Regions from separate parts of the Homo sapiens genome. Here regions 2 and 3 are each linked to region 1. The links are chromatin loops, found by intact Hi-C in ENCODE. Cell type or tissue: endothelial cell of umbilical vein. All regions are shown on one strand.

The links. A loop is a pair of places that touch in the nucleus more often than their neighbours do. Peaks named below come from ENCODE experiments on the same cell type or tissue, not always from the same donor. Only the 100,000 strongest peaks of a DNase experiment are listed, where the experiment ranks them.
Region 2: it touches region 1 in a loop (6-fold over the local background); 2 of 110 quality-filtered maps call a loop at or near these places.
Region 3: it touches region 1 in a loop (7-fold over the local background); 2 of 110 quality-filtered maps call a loop at or near these places.

What each region holds. Positions count from the first base shown.
Region 1 is chr20:41,245,664-41,253,663 of GRCh38, forward strand. The region is part of intron 2 of ZHX3 (zinc fingers and homeoboxes 3); the gene reads right to left. Among named protein-coding and RNA genes, the nearest start is that of ZHX3, 68 kb to the right of the region's middle. In endothelial cell of umbilical vein, a CTCF peak has its summit at 4,518; DNase peaks (open chromatin) are centred at 3,228, 3,858 and 4,238; H3K27ac peaks cover 5,601 bases.
Region 2 is chr20:41,146,643-41,154,642 of GRCh38, forward strand. All of the region lies in intron 1 of PLCG1 (phospholipase C gamma 1), which reads left to right. Among named protein-coding and RNA genes, the nearest start is that of PLCG1-AS1, 13 kb to the left of the region's middle. RefSeq lists an enhancer at 1-213. In endothelial cell of umbilical vein, CTCF peaks have their summits at 1,581 (motif pointing right) and 1,811; DNase peaks (open chromatin) are centred at 1,499, 4,259 and 5,689; H3K27ac peaks cover 5,402 bases.
Region 3 is chr20:40,999,227-41,007,226 of GRCh38, forward strand. LOC100128988 (a long non-coding RNA gene) reads left to right here. Exons shown (of 3, transcript NR_145525.1): 2 at 6,673-6,821. LOC105372621 (a long non-coding RNA gene) reads right to left here and starts at 6,248. Exons shown (of 2, transcript XR_936724.4): 1 at 6,007-6,248. RefSeq lists an enhancer at 4,035-5,234. In endothelial cell of umbilical vein, no CTCF peak of the experiment used is centred here; DNase peaks (open chromatin) are centred at 4,415, 5,605 and 6,335; H3K27ac peaks cover 4,024 bases.

The DNA of each region.
Region 1 (8,000 bases):
GTGCTATATATAATTCCAACTGTTTGGGCAGGGAAATGTGCTACAGCTCCACAGCTCAGTTACATTAGATCTTAATTTTTTCTTAAAAACCTAGCAATTTCTAACAGTGATGCCACAAAGATAATAATACAGTAATCTTAAGATTGAGATACTTTACCCACATTTCCTGCACTTTTCTACCTTGAAAACACTCATTATTTCTGGTTCCACTTTGAGAAGCAGCAAGCAAGGAAAGGGTGAAAATGTGAGATGCTGAAGAGACAGCTTGCAACATTCCATAATTACAGCCTTCAATGCTGGAACCTCAAGTCTCCAATATCAAATGGAACAGTACTTCCCCTTGGTATCTAACTAGGAGCTGATCCATTAACCAGGAATATATTTTTGATATAGAGTAGGCCAGTTTTGTTTCTGGTTCTTTTGCATCTCCTTTCCTAGGCCCTAAACACAGACTCCATGACCTCATGACAGTAGAATGAATGCTGCATAAAGAGAATCATTCATTCGTCCTGGGACTTCACTGAAGATGATTTTTGCTTAGTAAGCCTCTTCTTCAGATATAATACTAAAAGGTATGTTTTCTGAGACCTATTAAAGCACACATTTACTAAAATTTACATTAAGTTCATGTCAGTCCTAAAAGGTTCTCTAATTTCTGAAAGCCATAGTCTGTTATTCTAATGTGAATTGTTACACACACATACAGACACACCTTGAACATTTTAAAATTACATTTATTTAAGCATACTCACTCACTCATACTTTTTGCCAATTTGGTTGGGCTTTCCCCTAAACCAATTCTTCTAAAATGGTGAGACTTTAACAAATAAAATGATATAGCTGATATTTTCATAGGGTAATAGGTTAAGAAGAAAAAAATCCAGGCTTTTGAAATACTAATTGTATTAGCATTAATACTAATACCTAGGCCAGGCGCAGTGGCTCACACCTGTAATCCCAGCACTTTGGGAGGCTGAGGCAGGTGGAACACTTGAGGTCAGGAGTTTAAGACCAGCCTGGCCAACATGAGGAAACCCCATCTCTACTAAAAATACAAAAATTAGCCAGGCGTCGTGGCACATGCCTGTAATCCCAGCTACTCGGAAGGCCAAAGCAGGAGAATCACTCGAACCCAGGAGGTGGAGGTTGCAGTGAGCCGAGACTGTGCCACTGCACTACAGCCTGAGGGACAGAGCAAGACTCCATCTGAAAAAAAAAAACCAAACAAACAAACAAACAAACAAAAAAAACTAATATCTAAATATTAGCAGTACTATGATTTATAGACATGAACTCTTATAAAGAGTATGTATATGGCTGGGCATGGTGGCTCATGCCTGTAATCCTGGCACTATGGGAGGCTAAGGCTGGCAGATCGCTTGAGCCTAGGAGTTTGAGACCAGCCTGGACAACATGGCAAAACCTTGTCTCTACAAAAATACAAAAATTAGATGGGCATTGTGGCGTGCGCCTCATGCCTGCAGTTCCAGCTACTTGGCGGGGCTGAGACAGGAGGATTGCCTGAACCCAGGAGGTCGAGGCTGCAGTGAGCCAAGATCATGCCACCGCACTCCAGCCTGGGTGACAGAGGGAGAACCTGTTTCAAAAAAGAAAGACTTGCTTAATACTGGGCAGCTCAGTTATAGCAAGTACTAGTCAAGGGTGGCATGTCACTGTGTTCAGAGTTGGATGAACCTGGGTTCTAATCTGGACTCAGCTACTTCCTAGTGTAGGTCATTTGGGTCTTGGGCAAAGTATTGAACCTCCCAAACCTCAGTTCTCTTTTGCACAATGGAAATCATCTGAATATAGACAAGATAGGGCCCACTATAAAAATTAAACAAGATAGTCTGTGTGGAAGTATCTTTAACAGGCATTAAGTGCCTGTTAAGTGTCTTTAACAGGAGAATTAAGTAGCATGTTCAGGCTTTTTGCCTCCTTCCTCTTCCCCTCCACTCCCCAGTGACCAACTTGCACCCTGAGTAAGGTTTTGCAGCACCATCCTTCTCCTGTGGCTTGTAAACCTCTGCAGTAACTTCAGCAATCTACACTGCCTGCACCCTGCCCTCCCTGTATGCTCCCCTGAATCACAACCATATTTGCCTTTCTAGAGCACATATCATTGTCTTCAGTGATTCCCTGCAGGACAAAGTCTGCCCACTTCAGCCTGGTATCATGATCCTGTCTTAGTCTGGTCCAACCCACCCTTTCTGAACAGTTCCTTACAAACCCACATCTTCCTACCTCAACTCTGCCTAGGCCATTCCCCTGCTTCAAGCTCTTACAGAGCCTCCCATGGCCTACAGTATAAATTCCTAACTGTTTCAGGTGGCATTTGAGACCGATGGTATCAGGTCCCTGCGCCTCTCCAGTTTCACTGTCTGCTACTCGTTTCCCTCCTTATACTTTACACCCAAGCGTAAATCTACTTATAGTACCTGAAACCCCATGCTGGGTCATCACTCTTCAGCTTTACATATACTCCTCTCTTTGACGAGAATACTCTTCTCATCCATTTGGCAAATTCTTCAACAGACTTCAAACCTCTCTCAAATGCCTCTACTTCTGTGGTACAGTCTGTCCAGAACTGTGTCTTGTACATTTTTCTACTACTTTGCACCTGTGCCTGTCATACAACGATTTCTCCAGTTTCTCCGGTTTTTTTTTTGTAATTCACTGACCATTATTAATGTCTTCTCTGCTAAAAGTATAACAACACTCAGCTTTGCACAGAGCAGTTACTTGGGAAATGTTTGCATTGCTGAACACAGGCAGCTTCCAATCTCATGGGAACATCAAATGAAATGCAGAGGATACATGCTATACAACACAGTCAAGAGGACTGAAAGCAGGCAGCAGGAGAATTCCACAATATTCCTGTTTAAAATGTTAAAATGTTGGTGGCTGCCAGAGCTCAGGAAAAGAAAATTTTTTTATGTGGTTACAGCTCACTCTAACGAGTCAATTACATTGACCTAAAGCCCATGGTGCTCAAAACTGTATTTCTCTCTCCAAAACCTCATTCTTTTATAAAGCTCCCTCCTCTGTGGAATGAATGTGGGCAATCGCTTTTGCAGTGTTTGACGATGCCAGTTTATGGCTATGTTTTTCTGTTCACTGAACTGGCTCATTTCTTCAGGAGAACAAACTGTTCTCCACTGAAGCAGGAATTGGCTGGGTTCTAACAAAAAGATTTTTCCCCCCTGACAGTGTTTTTGCAAAAGACCCAAGTCAATTTATAGCCAAGTAACAAAAGGTCAGAAAGGTTAGTCAAGCAATGGGCGTAATTCCTGTGTGTCACAGCCAATAAAGGAAATGGGTGGGGATAAATAGTATGCAATTTTAACCTGAAATTATTTGTGCAAAACTATTCTTGTAAACTATACAAAATTACCCATGACTTCCACTATATAGGATTTCTCACTCTGATTTTTTTAAAGGTACATTTACTTTGGAAGAACTGAGATGACCTCAAATTCCTCATTCACAAATGGAAAATGTTAAAAACTTTCTTCACACTAATATAAGAAAAACTTGGTCATTGTTTTGCAGCCCTGAAACAGAATTGTTCACATAAAAAAAAAAATCTCATAGTTAAGTCACAATTAAATACAATTTGCATGACTGAATTTAAAATAAATTGCAAAATTCCCTTGCCAAAAGGGAAACAACATTGACCAAAAGGATAGGTCAAGAAAAGACCCTACAAAAGTGACAGTTCCTCTGTTTTAATCATGCTAAAAGTATAACAAACTACTGCATTATTCAGTGAGCATAAGAACAAGAAAAGCCTGCCTTTAAAGCAGACACGAAGAACTGACATCACCAGCCAAGCAAGCGGAAGGCAGATGAGTAATAGCCTGCACTGGGCGGCCAACCAGGCCCAGGCCCATCAGTCTGTGGAGTAAGAAAGCCTTTCAGATATCAAGGTCGTTGGGAGGCCTCCTTCCCCCAGTTCTCCAATACAAAGTCTAATCTACTCACCATTTAAAACAATCTTAGCATCCAAAAGATGAATGGTTAAATAGAACCCTGTCACCGTTCAGACAAGATGGTCTAAACCCATTTCTCTCCCCACCTCCTTGTAAGCACAACTGTAAATCCTGAAAATAACACAAAAGGCAACCAAAGGAGAAGTCTGAAAGAAAAAGGAAGGTGAATTACTTAGGGACCCAGGATTGGAGGAACAACATAGCAGCACATCTTATGACCACACCCCCATTCAATAGAAGAAGGTGGCCGAGGGTGTTTCCCAACCCCCAACCTAGCAACAGAGGGCAGCAGAGGATTGAATGGGAGTTCTGCCGACAATACCAAGCCAGCTGGAAGCACCAACAAGGGGGATAGCTCAGGACCCCACTAACAATAAAGCAGTCTGGGGAAACACTTTTCCCCCCAACTACAGGGCCCCCAGGAAGCAAGCTGCATCCCAGCAGGATGGAGACTCCCTCCTCTACCTAGATATCAGGCAGCATGGCCTGGGGAAACTCCTTACCCCCATCAGACAGCACCAACAGGGACTAGTGGGAGCCGTGGCAGCACCAGATAAACCAAGTGGACCAAAAGAGTACTGCAAAGGCTCTGAAAAGTAAATCATCGTTGGAACCACAAGAGTAAATCCCAGCTCACATGCTGCATCTAAACACTGTGACCGCCTGCTAAAATGGAAGATTTAAATAGGACCCAGACTCTCTTAATAGACAAAATGTCCGAAGTAGATTTTAAAAAATCACCTGTTGGCCAGGCGTGGTAGCTCATGTCTGTAATCCCAGTACTTTGGGAGGCTGAGATGGTTTAATCATTTGAGGCCAGGAGTTCGAGACCAACCTGGGCAACATGGCAAAACCATGAAGATGGACTGAAAACAGACAGAACCTCCAACACTTATGAAACAATAGCAAAAGATCCAATATTCATATTATCAGAGTCACAGGAGAGAATAAAAAGAAGGGCTGAAAGAGTATTCAAAAAGATAATGACTGAAAATTCCCCAAATTTGCTGAAGGACATAAACCTAGATTCAGAAGGTGAACATATCCCAAATAGGATAAACTCAAAGAAATCCACACTAAGACACATCTTAATTATATTTCTGTAAATTAAAGACAAAGAATAACTCTTGAAAGCAGAGAAAAACAACATACTACCTATAAGGGAATATCAAGCGACAACAGGTTTCTTATCTAAAACCATGGAGGCCTGGCCGGGCACACTGGCTCACGCCTGTAATCCTATGACTTTGGGAGGCCAAGGCAGGCAGATCATTTGAGGTTAGGAGTTTGAGACCAGCTTGGCCAACATGGTGAAACCCCGTCTCTACTAAAAATAAAAAATAATAACAAATAAAATTAAAAAATAAAACCATGGAGGCCAGAAGGAAGTGGCACAACATTTTTATGGTTAAAGGAAGTTTTTCAAACAGAAAGGAAATGATTAAAAGAATTCTGAAGCATCAAAAGGGAACAGAAAACAACAGAAAAGGCAGAAATATGGGGAGATATATATATATATAGATTATCCTCCTGTAGTCCCAGCTATTTGGGAGGCTAAAGCAGGAATATTGCTTGAGTCTAGAAGTTCACTTCTACCCTGGGCAACATAGCAAGACTCTGTGTCTTAAAAAAATTAAAAATTAAAAGGGGGAAGGTAAAGGGACCTGAATGGAAATCAGGTTTCCACATTTCACTCAAAGTGGTAAAATACTGATCATAGTAGACTACAGTAAGTCACATAGGTATACTGTAATACTCAGAGCAACTGCTAAGAAAATAATACAAAGAAATACACTAAAAAAACTATTAGAAAGTCAAGATAAAAACCTCTCAAAATGTTCAAGTAACCCAGAGAAAGACAAGAAAAGAAACAGTAAATAATAAATGGCAGATTAAAGCTCTAATATGTCAATAATTAGCTTAAAGATAAATGATCTAAATACACCAACTAAAAGGCAAAGACTGGCAGAGTAGAATAAAAATACAACCCAACTATATGCTGTTCACAAAAACTCACTTCAAATTCAACAAAATAGTTAAGCTAAAAGTAGAGTACTGTCTATAGAATAGATAGAATAGCAATGCTTATTTTACATTATGCTTATCATTTTTGATACAGAAAAATATTTGGATAAGACATGATAAATAAATACATAAATATCCTAAAAGTGAGATACAAAATATATATATATATATAACATGGCTTTACACTGTATGTAAGCAATTTCTAAATTAATACCTAAAAGGAATGATATCAAGATATCACTAAGGGAATCTCAATTATCTTCATTATTCTTTCCTATGTTTTTCAGATTATCTACAATAAGAAAGAATGGCTTTTATAACTTAAAAAATGTTGTTTTTTCCAAATAAAGCAGTCTATTCAAGATAACTGTATTGCTGCCTAGGGAGGAGGAAATAGTCTTTATCATTGCTAGCCACCATTAATGTGGATCTTTCTACTGGTGAGTTGGCTGTCTATACCTGCCTTACCCTCCAAAAGACCAGAGGCACAGGGCAGAAGGCCTGAAAGACCAGGAAATGTCCTCTTTTCAGACTTTGGGTATGGGATCCAGGGAGGAGGGGCTGGGAGTGGGAAATGAGAAGTTAGGGAGCAGAGGGATAGGGGACAGGGGCTAGAGAGAAGACAGTACAGACAGTAGAGCAGGACTACTGGATGCCTGCCTCACTTCTAGTGGTTTCCAGAGTCATTGCTCTAGGTCTTCTTAGGCCTCGCCACTGAGCTAGTTCCTGTGTTTTCTTAATCCATCACCTGAGACCATGTGAGTACGTCTTAGTCCCCTATGGCCCAACAGAGCCAAACCCAGGTGTCATCCCGCGATGCTGGTGGCCACAGCCCAGAAGAGGAAAGTCTTCATTTTATACTGCCAAGTAAGTCTAACTGTAACATGCCCATCTTATTTTTCAGTTTCTCTCTAACTTTATCCAGGAGTCTTGTGACAGCCTTCCTACCATATAACATGCCCAATCCCTTTTCTGGCATTTTAAGTAAGAAATTCTAAAGTAATCTTCAGTTCTTCCTCACCCATTACTTATATATACAATATATTATTATAAAGGAGACAACACAGAATATAGAAGGCAGATTTCTAAGGTCCCCTATTAGAGGTTTATAATTCTTTTATAAAATGTTATCTTTTCTCTTCCTCAACACAACAAACGAACCCCATTAAAGTCAAAACTGAAAACTCTGGCCAGGAGTCTGTTATATGTAAGATGCCTCCTTGTTGATGTTGCTATAGTCCTAATTAACAGTCGACAGGACATTTCAAGACTTCTCACTCTTATCACCAGTCCTGGAAAAGTTGTCTTTTTCTATAACTGAGGACATGGAATCCCATCTCTAGGGCCACACAGGATAAACCAAAGCCAACCTTGACCTTAAGGAAATTTGTAAGGACTGCAGGACTATTTTAGTGCCCCCACCCTTGCCATCTCTCATGGTCAAAGTACCAACAAGAAGAGGAAACACAATTTTGCAAATACTTTAGCGTATATTATTTGAGACCACATTCACAGTTAAAATAAGCTTTTATTTTACCTGTTGTCTTGGTTTTTGGGACTACAGTAAAAAAAAAAAAAAAAGTATGGACTTGGAGTAAAAGTGTCCCTATTACTTATTAGCTGCATAGCTTTGTAGCCTCTTTGTCTATAAAATGGAAATAATTATGTATATCTTTTGTGAGGACTGAATAATGTATCACTTATAAAAGTTCCAGGTGGTCTCCTGGTTCCATTTAATATTCCTACCTTGGTTTCTTTTTTCCATCTACTTCTCATTTATGTTTTCTTCTTGTATTTTATGGACCAGAGTGAGTCACTTTAAATTCTGGTAGAACAGGATGCCATATGAATATACAATATAAAAATAGTAGATATTCCTCTGGGGAGTAGGGGTGGGCACTGACTGGGAAGGGACATGAGGAAACTTTCTGGGTAATGATAATATCCTTCTAGGTGTCTGGGTTTTATAGGTGTATCCATTTG
Region 2 (8,000 bases), 99 kb before region 1:
GTTGGCTTCCTGTTTTCTTGGACACCTGGGGATATGGTTGAGTTAAAATGTTCTGAGGGAAATGATTGTTGAGGGCATGGGCTTGGGTCATAGTGTCCTTGGCTTGGCCTTGCCCATGGTAGGAGTCGGGTATTGACCACACTGGGTTCTGGCTGTGTAGGTGTGGATGTGTGGTGGGAGAATTCCAACCCCACCTTGACTTCAGCCTAAGGCCCAGAGAGTGTGGGCCTGAGTTCACAGGGTGACTAACCCTAGGAAGGAGTGAAGGAGAGCTCCAGTTGGCCATAGGTCCCACAGGTTTCTCAGCTTACTTGGGGGCAGGAGGTGAGCTAAGGAATACAACTCCATTCCCTCAGTTGGGAGGTTGGGCAGCGATGGGGGCAGGGGTGATGGTCCTTCTCTGAGGCACTGAAGACCCACTTTATGGTCACCCTATTCTGCCTGATAGTCCACCACCTGTTTGGAGGCAGCTCCCCTCTTCCTGCCCTAGTCACTTCCTCCACCTTCAACAGTAATTGAGTATAATGTGCCTGTGTTAGCTTGTCCATCCTAACTGGGACTGTGGCCTTTTCTTGGGCGTTCTTAGCATATCTACCAAGGAGGTTGGAAAAGGTAACATATGTCACTTTGTTAAGGATTTTGCTGAGGGCCTTTTGAGGCCAGCAGTGAAACACAGAGCATTCCCTCCAGTGAGAACAGAATGTCTGTTGCCAGACTGATCACAAGAGGATGGCCTGGTTCTGGCCTGAGAACTGGTCTACACCGGAAGCATGAAGCTCCATACAATCATGTGTGCTAGTAAAGTTTGGGCAAGCAGCTGTCCTAAGCAGGTAAAACGATAGGTTATTCAACTTCAACTTCAGAGAAAGAAATCCAAGGTAGCCATCTCTCTCAGTAGGGGAGGTGAGTTCAAAGAATTTAAGCTGGGCTGGGCACGGTGGCTCACGCCTGTAATCCCAGCACTTTGGGAGGCCAAGGTAGGGGGATCACGAGGTCAGGAGTTCAAGACCAGCCTGGCTAAGATGGTGAAATCCCATCTCTACTAAAAATACAAAAATTAACCAGGCGTGGTGTCAGGCGCCTGTAACCCAGCTACTCAGGAAGCTGAGGCAGGATAATTGCTTGAACCCGGGAGGCAGAGGTTGCAGTGAGCCAAGATCGCGCCATTGCACTCCAGCCTGGGTGACAGAGCAAGACTCTGTCTCTTTAAAAAAAAAAAAAAATTTAAGCTGGGCTTTCTGGGCAGGCAGTGAGTGAATGAGATCCCTGGCACCTTGGAGTGAGATCAGAGTCTAGATCACTCACTGGGGCCCTGTTTCCCAGGAAGCAAAAAGGGAACAGGAGAGTGGCTTGGCTTGGGCTGGCATGGCGCAAAGGGAGTGCAGCCAGATGCTGTGGCGGCTGGGTCAAGTAGCTCTAAAACAGGAGAGCCTAGTGGGTTCTGCTGAAGCAGGATGTCTCAGCAAGCAGGCCTCTGACCTGACGACTTCCGGTCATTATTTAGAACGTCTCCAGCCCCACAGATTTACTCTGTTGGAGGCTTAAGGACTAAACCAACATTTACTGTCCAAGAGGTGGCAGTAACACAGAAACCAAAGAGGCAGGAACCAAGGTTGGGGTGGTGAGATGTCATGGGGTTCAGGGAGTGGCAGAGGGGAAGGCCTCTATTCTCCCTTTCCCACTTGTCTCCCTACCTCAGCCCCTGTTGCTCTGACGCTTCCCCCACCACTATGAGTCCTAGGCCCCTGTTGTTTCCTTGTAGGAGGGAGACCCCAGATTTTTATTTCTTCTCCCAACCCATTCCATTTCCTCTCCCTTGTGAGAGGGCTCTGCAGAGACAGGGCAGCAGAGAGAGACTTGGAGATATGCTGGGCTGTGGTCAGGAGGGCCTCATTTATCTAGTGAGCAGGAACAGGTTATATAGCAGTGATGCTTTCATAGTATTTTTCTTGAATAAGGTCCCCAAAACCTTATTAAGTTCCTGGTAGGCATGGAGCATTGAAGATGGCAGACATGGTGCAGTCTCTCAAGGAGTTTACGCTCTAGTGGAGAAAACAATCAGACAGCCTTAAAATACATGTATGGCTACTATAATAAATACTGTGAAGCAGGAGTGCACCACGAAACCTGGAGTCCTCTCCATCCTCCCCTTCTGTCTGTGCTGGCCCTGCTTGGCCACTTCCAACAAGGATTCTGAGGCATTACAGAGCACACGTCTAGGGTACAGGCAGTCTTGGCTTTGAAGTATTGTTGGCTTTGCCACTCACCAACTGCCACCTTAGGTAAGTTAATTAACCTCTTTGTGCTCAATTTCCTCACTCGGGAATTGGGGACCCTAATACTTACTTCATAGTGTTATTTGCAAGTATAAAATATAAGGCAGTTTTTATCGTTGTAAGGCAGTCTTATCAAGAGCTTTATGCAATGTCTATGCAAAGTAAATATGCAAGAAATTAGTGTTAGGATGCCAGATGCTGCTGTTGCTCATCGTCTCTTCCCACCCAGCAGAGGTAGTAACTACTTCATCCTCTACTTCTCAGCTTCTTATAGTATTTGTCTGTGGACTCTAACGTAAGCTATCTAGCATAATACTCATATCTAATTTTTCCTTCCACATTCAAGCTCCTTGAGGTACTTGTATTCCAAGTATCTAGTTTAATGTCTCTCATGTAGGTGCTCAGAACGTATGGTTAATTTTGAATAATAAAGCCAGTGGGACTTCTCAGAGGGCTGGATTGGGGGCTGGTGAGAGAAAAGGAGATGCGAAGGATCATTCTGAAGTTTGGAGTTTGGGTACCTGTTTGAATGGTGATGCTCTTAGCTGACCCAGGGGGTATGGCAAGAGGCCTTGGTTCTGGTGAGAGAGAGAAGACAGTGTTTGGTTTTGAGGAGTTGTCTTTGAGACGTTTTGAGATGAAGAGTGGGGATAGCAAGTAGGCAGCTGAATTGAAGGATCTGAAGCTTAAGAGGAGAGGACTAGGCTAGAGACCTGTTTGTGAATTATCTGTACATAGGAGGTAATTAAGGGTGTGGGCATGGCTGACACTGATGAGGAAGAAGGCAGAGCACCGGAAGAGAGGACCTTGACCTGAGCCTTGACCAAGGCCATTGCTAAATGCAGGTAGGCCTGTAGCGCACAAAGAAGCATGAAAACCAGGCAAGGTTGTGCAGGAGAAATCAAGGGCAGAGCTTCAAGGAGAGAGGGCGTGATCAACCATGTTGATTGCTCTGAGGTGTCAGGAAGGAGGACCATAGATAAGTGATTTATGGGTCAGGCACGGTGATTCATGCCTGTAATCCCAGCTCTTTGGGAGGCCAAGACTGGCGAGTCATTTGAGCCCAGGAGTTCAAGAACAGCCTGGGCAACATGGCAAAACACCATCTCTGCAAAAAATATAATCAGCCTGGCGTTGTGGTTTGCCTGTAGTCCCAGCTACCTGAAAGGCCAAGGTGGGAGGATCACCTGCACCTGGGGAGGTAGAGGCTACAGTGAGCCCTGTTGGTGCCACTGCACTCCAGCCTGGACAACAGAGTGACTTATGGGCCAGGCATGGTGGCTCACACCTGTAATCCCAGCACTTTGGGAGGCCGAAGTGAGAGGATCACTTGAGGCCAGGAGTTTGAGACAAGCTTGGGCAACATAGTGAGACCCCATCTCTATAAAATATAAAGAAAAATTTTAAAAGTGACTTATACCCATTGCTCTGGTTCTCCAAGTAGCCTGAGTGTACTATGTGGGGGAGCATTTTATGAGGGACTTTTGAGGTCCTGGGCATCCCTGAGACATGGCCCTGGTGGGTCCCCAGTCTCTCTCCTGTAGCTAGGAGCCTGGCATACACAGGCCATCTAGAAAGAACTTAGGCAGCATCAGTCTGCAAGGGAGGCAGAGTTTGGAGCACACTAGACTCCTGACACAGAGGCTGACCCATGGCTGCCTGGAGAATCTTCTGGGCTTGTGCAGAAAAGTTGGGGAAAGCCACCTTTCCCTACTGTGGCAGTCAAGGCTTGGTATAGGCCATCTTCCCTCCCTTCTCATCCATGATACTCTGAATGCCCTGTTTGTGGAACTTAGTGGACTCCTGCACCTCTGTCTTGGTTTCCATGAACCCCTCTGCCCAATGTGTGCTTGTCAGCCCTCCAGACCTGGCTTTTACAGAGCACTCCAAGACATTGCTCTACACACACTCAGCTCCACAGACACCTCCCTGTTGTTCTACTCGTTGCATGACCTCATAGTTATCTGCTTCCCCATCTGTTTCCTCCATCAGGCAGGGGTTTTCTCAAAGGCAGGAACTCAAATGCCTTATTGATCTCTGTTTCCCTAGGACCCAGCCCAGGGCCTGACATGGAGTAGATAGATGCCCGATAAATGTTTGATCAGATGATGGAATGAATGACTGCATAAGCCGAATAGATCACTGCTGAGTGCTCTTCCAGCTTTAATTTCTCTGGGTGGGACCTCCTTTCCCTTCCTTCCTTTGGATTCTGTTCTTACCTCTGAAATAGGTGAGATTAATTTAGAGTCCTAGGGAAGAGGGCTGCCTGCCTGGATGGTACAAAGGCTGGCTGTGGCTGCTCTGTGTTTCTCTGTATACCCAGTGTCAGGGATAGCAGCTGCTGTGGGGACACTGCAGAGTGTCCCAGTTCTGCCATGACTCACCATATGACCATGACAAGACCCTTTGGACCCTCTGTTTCCTCATTGTTTCAAAGAGATTTGTCTAGAATCTAGACCAAGCTTGTCCAACTCGCTGCCCGCGGGTCTGGTTTGAAGGCAGCTGCTGCACAGTAATGGGAAGGACAGTAAGCCCCACCATCGCCTTCCCTTTGCCATATAACCCTGTGACCTCAGAAGTCCCTGAACCCAGATCCTTGTTTGTAAAATGGAAAGGGATAGCTACCCACCCCTCCACTTTGACCTTCCTTTGGTGGCAGCCAGATGTGCTCAGGGAAACCTCAGATTTGTGAGTATGTTTCTACTGAGAGGCAGGAGGAGGAATATTATAGTCTCAGGAAGAGGGAGGAATGAGAGGGAGAGGAGAACTCTCACCCTTTCCACAGGCTTTGGGCATATGCAGCCAGCTTGGAAATGCTGACCATCCTGTGACCTGGCTACTATTGCATCAGGCTTCCTTCCCACCTGTGTCCAGGTCCTATCTTTGTCTCTTCTTTGGCTACCTCCATCCTTTTCCTTCAGAGCTGCAAAAACCTTGCCAAAGCCGTATGGTCCTGATGGGTGCAGAGCCCCTGTGCCTCTGGCTGCCTGTGAAGGGGGATCTGCAGTGCAGTGCCTGCCGTACCCCACAGGGAGTTGTATAGGAACCTGGGGATGGGGTGACTGAGGTAGGGGGCCAGAAGTGGCCCAGATGATACTCACTTCTGCTGGAACTTTTCTTTGTCCATCTTTCAGCATCCTCTGGTGGAGAAGGCTTAGCTCCATTAATGCTCTCCTAGGTCCTGGCTGTGTATTTTCTTTGGTATGGGAGTGGGGAACTGGGAGGGACTCATCTGTTTGCCACAGACTACATGTGGAGAGGGTGATTGGTGAGAGGTCATTTTGGAGATCTACACACCTCTTCTGACCCCTGGGACCACTCTCCTGAATCTCCTCATGGTCTTGGCTTCGGGCCCAGCAGGGCGTGGGTGCTCGGCATCCTGCTGCTTTTACTGTTTTTCCCAAAGCTCTGTTAGCTTCCCGTGGTTCCCACTGGCTATAGGAATCTTTATGTAAGGACTTCCCAGTGTTTCCAGACTGTATTTGCCCCCAGGGGTCACATTCCCCCCAACTATGCCTGCTGCTGCTTTTTCTGTTCCCGTTGTTACCTCACTGACCACTGCATTTTCAGTATTTGTTGTAGCCCCTCAGCCTCTGTGGCCCACTGTGCCACCTCTTCCAGGAAGCCATCCTTGATACCATCTTTCTGGTACCATTTTTGAGCATCTGTGGCCTTTGCTGCCTGTTAGATAATTAGCTCTGGAATCTAACTCCCATGTGTTTACTCCTGCTCTTAAGTACTCTGAACATTTTGAGGCCTCCCCAGGCCCTGGGTTTGTGTTGGACTGGTAGGGAATGGAGAGAAGAGTCAAATGTGGTTTCTTCCTTGGAGGAGCTCATAGGCCAGTGGCCTAAGACACCAGGGAAGCACCAGCAGGTGTGACAAGTGGTGACACACAAGAGAGGAGGGGGCACCTAGTGTGCCCCTGGCCTGGGCCTGGTGGGGGCTTAAGTGAGGAGGTAGGAGTGGCTTGTGCAAAGGCTGAGGCAGGAAGGAGTATGGGGAGACATGGGCTGGTGTCTGTGTTGTGTTAATTGGACTTGGACCCTTTTGAGGAGGGCTGGGCTTTCCCTGCCTTCCTCCAGTGCCCTCTGCAGAGTGGGGCACACAGGCCTTGAGGGGTTCTGGGGTCCACAGGCCACAGGTGGGGGTAGTAAAAACCCCCAGAAGGGAAGGAACCTGTCCAGGAAATCTTCGCTTACCTCTTTCAAGCTCTTTAGATTTTAAAGAGACCTTTCATATTTACTATGAGTTGCAGTTTTTTTAAGTTACAAAATTTCTTTACTCCATGCATGTTTAAATGGATAGTTTTTGCTACCATTTACATCAATTAGCTTACACACTTTGGGTTTTGTGTTTTTGTTTTGTGTTTTTAGAGAAAGGATCTCGCTTTGTTGGCCAGGCTGGAGTACAGTACTGTGATCATAGCTCATAGAGCTTCCTACTCATCTGCAGCCTCAAACCCTTGGGCTCAAGTGATCTTTCCCACCGCCTCCCAAGTAGCTGGGACTACAGGCATGTGCTACCATGTCTAGCTAAGTTTTTTTAATTTTTATTTTTTGCAGAGGTGGGGTCTTCCTCTGTTACCCAGATGGGTCTTGAACTCCTGGCCTCAAGCAGTCCTCTTGCCTCAGCCTTCTAAAGTGAGCGTATGCACTTTATAAAGGGAAAACCCTCTCTGAAGAGAAATATTTCAGACAGGGCATGGTTGCTCATGCTTCTAATCCCAGCACTTTGGGAGGCCGAGGCAGGCGAATCACTGGAGGTCAGGAGTTTGAGAGCAGCTGGCCAACATGGTGAAACCCCGTCTCTACTAAAAATACAAAAATCAGCTGGGCATGGTGGTGTGCATCTGTAATCCCAGCTACTTGGGAGACTGAGGTATGAGAATCACTTGAACCCCGGAGGCAGAGGTTGCAGTGAACCGAGATTGCACCACTGCACTCCAGCCTGGGCAACAGAGCGAGACACCCAGACCCAGAGAAATATTTCAGTGAAAGCATGTTTCATGTTCAGAAATTTGGGGTACTTTTGGTTATGGTTTTCTTGGCCATATCTTCATCATTTGGTGGGTTTAGTTTTCAATATGTCCTCCTGTCCCTTTCTGATTAAATCACTTCTGTATCTCTTACCTCATTGGCATCTCACTGTAGTCCAATGAAGGAGGTGCCAGGAGTGGTGATTCTATTTTGCAGATGAAGAAAATGAGGCTCAGAGAGATGGGTCCAGGCCTCCTGCCCACCTTGCCAGTGCTTTTGTTCATAATACCTCTCTACACCCTTTTTGCCTGCTGAGCGGTTAACAGGCTTATAAATTTGGGGGACCTCTGTCTGTTGGGCTATTTGGAAGTGGCTTTTTTGAGCACAGGGGATACTAGGACACAGGTTCCAACAAGAAACTTAGGTCTAATTTAGGGTCTTGGATTTGATGATTGGGCTCCCTCTCCCCCTTCTAGGGCCTGCCATGTGTCTGCCCCCTAGGGCAGGATTGGCTGGCTCTCACTGGCTGTGCTCTGAGGAGCCCTGCCTTTGCTCTTCTCTTTCTCTTCCCTAGGGTTCCTGCTGTCCTTGAACTCTGCCGGGGCAACAGGAATACTGCCCTTATGCACATCCTCGTGGTGGCCAGACAGGGTGGTTATCCCACTTTACTGGACAGGAAGAGAGCTAGTGGCAGGCCTGTGACTTGGCCTGATGTCTCGGGGGAGTCGGGGTGGGAGCAAGAGTC
Region 3 (8,000 bases), 250 kb before region 1:
CTACAACTACAGCCAACTCATTTTTCAACAAAGGTGCAAACAACACACATCGGGGGAAAGGACAGTGTCATCAATACATGGTGCCAGGAAAATTGGGTATTTATATGCAAAAAAATTAAACTAGACCCCTACCTTTCACCATATACAAAAATCAACTCAAAATGGATTAAACACTTAGATCTAAGATCCAAAACTATGAAACTCTACTAGAAGAAAACATGGGGACACATTTTTTGACATTGTTTTGGACAAGGGTTTTTTAGATAAGCCCTCAAAAGCACAGGCATAGGCTGGGTGCAGTGGCTCATGCCTGTAATCCCAGAACTTTGGGAGGCCAAGGTGGGCGGATCACGTGAGGTCCGGAGTTCGAGACCAGCCTGGCCAACATGGCGAAAACCTGTCTTTGCTAAAAATACAAAAACTAGCTGGTGGTAGTGACATACACTTGTAGTCCCAGCTACTCTCAGAAGGTTGAGGCAGGAAAATCGCTCGAACTCGGAAGGTGGCGGTTGCAGTGAGCTGAGAGCACACCACTGCACTCCAGCCTGGACGACAGAACAAGACTCTGTCTCAAAAATAAAGTACAGGCATCAAAAGCAAACATAGACAAATGGAATTACATCAAACTGAAAAGCTTCTGCACAAAAAAACAACGCATGAAGAGATAACACACAGAGTGGGAGAAAATATTTGCAAACTATACATCTGGTTAATATCCAGAATATATAAGTAACTCAGACAACTCAATAGCAATAAACAAAAACAAAAACAAAAAACAAACCAAATAGTCCAATTTTAAAGTGGAAAAAAGACCTGAATAGACATTTCTCAAAATAAGAGTTACAAATGGCCAACAGATATTTGAAAGAATGCTCAACATCACTAGTCATCAGGGAAATGCAAATCAAATCCATAAACAGATATCATCTCACTCCAGTTAGAACCATTATTATCAAAAAGACAAAAGACGAGTGTTGGCGAGGATGCAGACAAAAGGGAACCCTTACACGCTGTTGGTGGAACTGTAAATTAGTACAGCTGTTGTAGAAAACAGTATGGAGGTTCCCCCCAAAATTAAAAATGGAACTACCATATGATCCAGGAATCCAACTACTAGGTATACATCTAAAAGAAATAGGCTGGGCCCAGTGGCTCATGCCTGTAATCCCAGCACTTTGGGAGGCCGTGACAGGTGGATCTTGAGGCCAGGAGTTTGAGACCAGCCTGGCCAACATGGTAAAACCTTGTCTCTACTACAAATACAAAAGATTAGCTGGGTGTGGTGGCACGTGCCTGTAGTCCCAGCTATTTGGAAGGCCGAGACAGGAGAATCACTTGAACCTGGGAGGCAGAGGTTGCAGTGAGCCGAGATGGCACCACTGCACTCCAGCCTGGACAACAGAGTGAGACCCTGTCTTGAAAATAAAATAAAATAAAGGAAAGGAAAGGAAAGGAAATCAGCATGTCAAAGAGGTATCTGTGCTCCCATATTTATTACAGCATTATTCACAATAGCCAGTGTATGGAATCAACTTAAGTGTTCATCAATGAACGAATGGATGAAGACAATGAAGTACATGTAAACAATGGAATACTATTCAGCCATAAAAAAGGACTAAATCCTGTTCATTTGTGACTACATGGATGAATCTGGTGACTTTATGTTATGTGAAATAAGCCAGACACAGAAAAACAAACTGTATGTTCTTATCTGTGGAACCTAAAAAAATCGATCTCCACTTGGCACAGTGGCTCAAGCCTGTAATCCCAACACTTTGGGAGGCCAAGAAAGGAGGATTGCTTGAATCCAGGAGTTCAAGACCAGCGTGAGCAACATACGAAGACTCCATCTCTACAAAAAATTTAAAAATTTTTCTGGGTAGGCGCAGTGGCTCATGCCTGTAATTCCAGCACTTTGGGAGGCTGAGGTGGGCGGATCACAAGGTCAGGAGTTCGAGACCAGCCTGACCAATATGGTGAAACCCCATCTCTACTATAAATACAAAAAAAATTAGCCGGGCATGGTGGCAGGCACCTGTAATCCCAGCTACTTGGGAGGCTGAGGCAGGAGAGTTGCTTGAACCCGGGAGGCGGAGGTTGCAGTAAGCCAAGATCGCGCCACTGCACTCCAGCCTGGGCAACAGAGCAAGACTCTGACTCAAAAAAAAAAAAAATTCTGGGTGGGGTGGTACATTCCTGTGGTTCTCAGCTACTCAGGAGGCTGAGGCAGGAGGATCACTTGAGCCCAGAAGTTCAAGGCTGCAGTGAGCTGTAATTGCACCACTGCACTCCAGCCTGGGTGACAAAGACCCTGTCTCAAAACAAAAAAAGAATTTTTGTTTTAAATCTCATAGAAGCAGAGAGTAAAATAGTGGTTACTAGAGGCTAGGGAGGGATTGGTAGAGGGAGGAGGAGGAGAGGTTGGCCAATAAGTACCACGTTACAATTAGGTAGGAGAAATAAGTTCTGGTGTTCTATTGCACAATAGGGTGACTATAGTTAAGAATAATGTACATCTCAAAATAGCAGAAAAGAGGATTTGAAATCTTCTCGCCACAAAGAAACGATAAATGTTTGAGGTGATGGATTTTTTAATTACCTTGATTTGATTATCATAGTGTATATACGTATTGAAACATCACATTGTACCCCATAAATACAATCATTATGTGTCAATTAAAAATAAAATAATTACAGGTGTGAGCCACCATGCCCAGCCTGAAGTGCCCTATTGAACATATGAGTCTAGAGCTCAGACTATCTCCCTCTCAGATACCAAACAACCCTTATTTATTTCACACTGGTCTTCTCTTTATTTTATTTTATTTATTTATTTTTTTTTTTGAGACGGAGTCTTGCTCTGTTGCCCAGGCTGGAGTTCAGTGGCATGATCTCGGCTCACTGTAAGCTCTGCCTCCCGGGTTCACACCATTCTCCTGCCTCAGCCTCCCGAGTAGCTGGGACTACAGGCGCCCGCCACCACGCCCAGCTAATTTTTTGTATTTTTAGTTGAGACGGGTTTTCACCATGTTAGCCAGGATGGTCTCAATCTCCTGACCTCATGATCTGCCTGCCTCAGCCTCCCAAAGTGCTAGGATTACAGGCGTGAGCCACCATGCCTGGCCCCACACTGGCCTTCTTTCTTTTCCTGAACAGGCCAAGTTTCCTCCAGCCTCAGGACCATGGCATTGCTATTCCTGTTGCCTGGCATATTTCTCCCCTAGATGGCCACATGACTAGCTCTTAAACATTCAGATCTCAGGTCAAATATCATCTAATGAGAAAATCCTTGCTCGGTCGGGCATGGTGGCTCACGCCCGTAATCCCAGCACTTTGGGAGGCTGAGGCGGGCGGATCACCTGAGCCCAGGAGTTCTAGACCAGCCTGGCAAACATGGTGAAACCCCATCTCTACTAAAAATACAAAAATTAGCCAGGTGTGGTGGCAGGCCCCTGTGATCCCAGCTACTCGGGAGGCTGAGGCAGAAGAATTGCTTGAACCAGGGAGGCGGAGGTTGCAGTGAGCCGAGATCGCACCATTGCATTCCAGCCTGGGTGACAGAGTGAGACACTGTATCGAAAAAAATAATAATAATAAAAAAGAAAAAAAAAGAAAATCCTCGCTCAAGACCCAAGCTAAAATCAATATAAGGAGTGAGCCAGGGATCCACATTGGTCAGATTTTGCTGTGACAATGATGCATAAAAGACAACTTCCAGAAGCCTGGTGCTTACAGCAGTAAACATTCACTTCTTGCCCAGGGGTCTGTGGGTCAAGCTGGGGCTCTGCAGGGCTTTCTGGGGCTAGCTGGGCTGGGCTCCAGGCTTTGGGGTGAGTAGGTGGCTGTCTCATATATCTTCTCATTTGGAGTCCAGGCTGAAGGAGCCTCCACTGTCTGGGACTTGTGGTTCTCATGGCCGAGGACAGTTGCTCAAAGGGATGAATGGAAACACTTTGTGCCTTGGGCCTGGCCCCTGTGACTTCCACACATATTCTCATGGCCAAAGCAAGTCACGTGGCCAAGTGCAATATCAACAGGGTGAGGAAGTATATTCCTTCCGTGGTGGTGGGGGCTGGGGAAAGTAAATATTTGCTGAACAGTAATACAATCTACCAAATCACCCAATTCTTTTTTTCCCCCAGATGGCTATGTTTATTGAGTCATCCCTCCACATTCTTATGAAATACCATCTTTTACAAACGAATGAATGAATGAGAAATGTGCCTTTCAAGGCAGGAGGAGCCTCCCCATGCTTCAAATGAGAAACCTGAGGCTCAGAGAAGGGAGTGAGTCACCCAAGGTCCTAGAAACCACCTGTGGCAAGCCCAGCCTGTCGGGCTCCTCAGTTCACTTCTCTACATACAATAAATGAGGCAGGAAAGTGCAATTTTCTGGGCAGTGAGGACACATCACCCGTCCTGCCCTCCCACTGAGGCTTGTTGACAGGCCCATAATCAGGAGGCAAGTATACCAAAAGGTTTCCTTGCTGATTCAATCTCGGGGCTCACTCTGAAACCAAGTAGGACCTTGATTTGTCATTTCCGGGTCTCCGAACCACAAATGTTAAGTACGTATTAAATGAGTGAGTCACTGGTCCTGTGGACATTTTAATTGCTGATTAAGTGTTCCATGAATTCTGGGTCCCGCCCCAACTGTGCCTGCCCCTAAGGTACAGACAGTCACCTCTACTTCTTCGGGGACCTGCAGTGTCTAACACCGACTAGGGTACACAGTGACACTCAAAAATGAGGCATAGGCATATAGGCCGGGCATTGTGGCTCACGCCTATAATCCCAGCACTTTGGGAGGTCGAGGCGGGCAGATCACTTAAGCCCAAGAGTTCAAGATCACCGTGGGCAACATGGCAAAACTCTGCCTCTACAAAGAAAAAAAAAAGTCAGGTGTGGTGGTGTGCACCTGTGGTCCCAGCTACTTGGGAGGCTGAGGTGCTAGGATTGCTTGAGCCCAGAAGGCAGAGGTTGCAGTGATCCAGGATCACATGCCACTACACTCCAGCCTGGGTGACAGAGTGAGACCCTGTCTCAAAAAAAAAAAAACAAAAAAAAGGTATAGGGCTTAGGCAAATTCTGGAAGGACATGCCTCAGATAAACAGTGGGCAACCCTTTTGAAGCAAGTTTACTTAGAACTTTAACTCTCTGCTTTCGGTCTTTATGTAGCATTTGAACACTCCACAATCAGTATAGATTGCTTCTATAGGCGTGAGTATAGGTATGCTTCTGATTGCACAGGTAGCATTCAGAGAACCAATCTGAAACTGGTCTAAGTCCATACTAGTGTGCAAAAAGCAATTACTTGCTGATTGGTTGGGAAACTCCTGAAAATCATCTTCCTCCAGAATCCTTCTCCCACACATTATCAGAAGCCTGCTTTCAGAAACACTGAGTCAATTCTCAACCACTCCTTCAGTCAGTAAGCCCGGGAGCACCTACAGCACGCCAAGTGATGAGTGAGCCACCAGGGTGACAGGTGATAGGCAGGGAAACAGGTGGTAGCCAGAGTCAGTGGGGCCTGCATTCAAACCATTGCTGACATAGATGGCACTGGACCATGGGCCAGACACTGTGCTAAACGCCCCACAAGGATTATCACGTTTAATCCACACGACAAGTTGATGAGGCAGGCACTATTATTATCCTGTTTGACAGCTGTGGAAACTGAAGTGCAGAGAGGCAAAGGAACTTGCCCAAGGTCACATAACTAGCAGATGGTGGAACCGACATTTGATTCCAGAGTCTGTGATCCCCACTGTGACCCAAAACTGCTTCCCACTAGGAACTTGTCCAGATTCCACAGGCAGTAAGTGACAGTCAAAATTCAAACTCAGAAAGGTTCATCAGCCTCCAAAGAATATTGTCTTAACTGATAAGACGTCCTCCCTTCCAACTCCCTCCATTTCTGGATCCAACACCAACATGCTGGGTGACCTTGGGGAGCCTCCCTGACCTCAGTTTTCATGGCTGCAAAATGGAAAGAACACTGCTTACCTTAAGGAGCTGCAGAGGGGCTTTTATGCGAAGACAGTTCCTCCTGTAGAAATATGGTAGGCACTCAGTTGAGATACATCTGTGTTCTTTCTGGTTTCCAGGAGTTTGGGGCAGTTGGACAAGTGGGCACTGGAGCAAGTCTGTGTGATAAGCTCTATGACTGAGAGTGGACTAAGTGCTGGGCCAGAGGCTGCACATGGGATGGAAAGCCAAGGGCTGCTGTGTACCCAGAAAACTCAACTGAAGGAACACTGGAATAAACAACCCTCAGAAGGAGGGAAGCTTTGTTCGTCATCTTTCCTGTTTTCCTAGTCTGGCCCAGTTCCAAAACCTCTTCTTAATCGTGTCAGGAGTTTGGCCCAGTGCCCCAGGAAGGAGCCGCCAGGAGGCTTATAGTGAGCCAAGTCTTCAAGGAAGTGATGTCTTCTGTAAGTCAAGAGAAGGCAAGAAACTTTCTGGGAGAGAGAAGGAGATAGGGACAGAAACAGGGAAGCGCTCAGCTGGAAGACCCTTCCTTGAAGAAGTGGAGAAACTGAGGCTTAGAACAGAGCAAGGTTTACTGATTGTGCTGGTGGCACGGTTGGGGCAAGTAGCTTGTCTTCCTTCCTCCCAGGTCAGAGTCCTCTCCACTGCATGTATTGACTGTTCACCCCCTTCCTATTCTAGGACTACCCAGGCAGGGGGAGCTGCCTTCACTCACCCTTTCCCACTACTGCTTCCAGAAACATCTCCCCATCACTACACTAGGGACTTTGTAAGCACAGATGTGGGACCCATGAGTACTACAGAAGGAAGCAGAAGCTGCAAAGACCTTGGTAAGTTCGGCCATGCGGGAAACGAGGATGACAGACCCTCTGAAAGAAAGAACCAGTGCTTCCCAACACCTACTGTGTGTCTGTGCAATGCCAGGCACATCCAACATGTCATTATGGGATCCTTGGGCTGTCACTTCACCAGCCAGAAACCTCTGTAGCCAGTGGTGCCTTTGCCAGAGTTTTGCTCAGGCTCATTGCGCCCACTTGGCCTGGCAGGCTATGCTCAGCTCGTGCTAATGGCCTGGATCCCCTGCCTGCCAAGGGCGAGCGGAGCAGCGAGGATATGTGTGAGCAAGCAAGCGTGGGGTCCAGCCACTGTGCACAGCCAGGAACAATGGCTGTGGTGGAGTGGGCAGCTCCAGGTGCCAGCATGAGTGCTGGCTTCTTACGAGGCTGCAGCTGGAACAGGCATCCTGCAAGCAGCTTCCACTGCTGCCACTGGGGAATGCAATGGTTCCTGGGGGCTTGGATATGTCAGGAACCAGACCCCCAAAGAGGGTGTCACAGCCCTGGCTCAGGGAGCTCCTAGGTCTGGGGTCCCCGAAGGGCCTCAGCTCTTCTCCCCTTCTTCTTACCCACAACGTGGTGAGCAAGAGGTGTGTTTCAGCCGTGTTTGTGTTACAGCGCTTTCAGCCCTGCCATTCAGGAGGTCCTGAGTTCTTGTCCCATGCCCGGGAAGAATGAGGTACACAGACAAGTGGAGGGTGAGCAAGCTGAAGAGCTTTACTGAGCAATAGAGCAGCTCAGAGGAGACTCACAGTGGGTAGCTCCTCTCTGCTGCCAGGGTGTCCCATTAATGTTCAACTTTAATGTTCAGCTCTCAGCAGAGAGGAGCTACAAGACCCTGGAATGGGTAGCTTCTCTCCGCAGCTGGTCATCCTGATGTCTGCTGAGCTCCCAGCAGAGAGGAGACTTCAGAGGGGATAGCTCCTTTCTGCAGCTGGTTGTCCCAACATCTCTCTGAGTCTGGCTGAGTCCAGGTTCTTATGGGCTTCAGAGGGGAGGAAGTGTGTGCTGATTGGTCCATGGTTGGCCATGGGCAGGCCCAGAAAAGGCACCATAAGTTCCTACTCCAATCTGCAGGACTGGCAGCCTGGCCCCCAGGCTTCAGGCCTTCCCAGGATTGAAGGTGGGGCTTCACCAGGGACCCACCCCTTTTTGTCCAGAGCCTATCTGCCT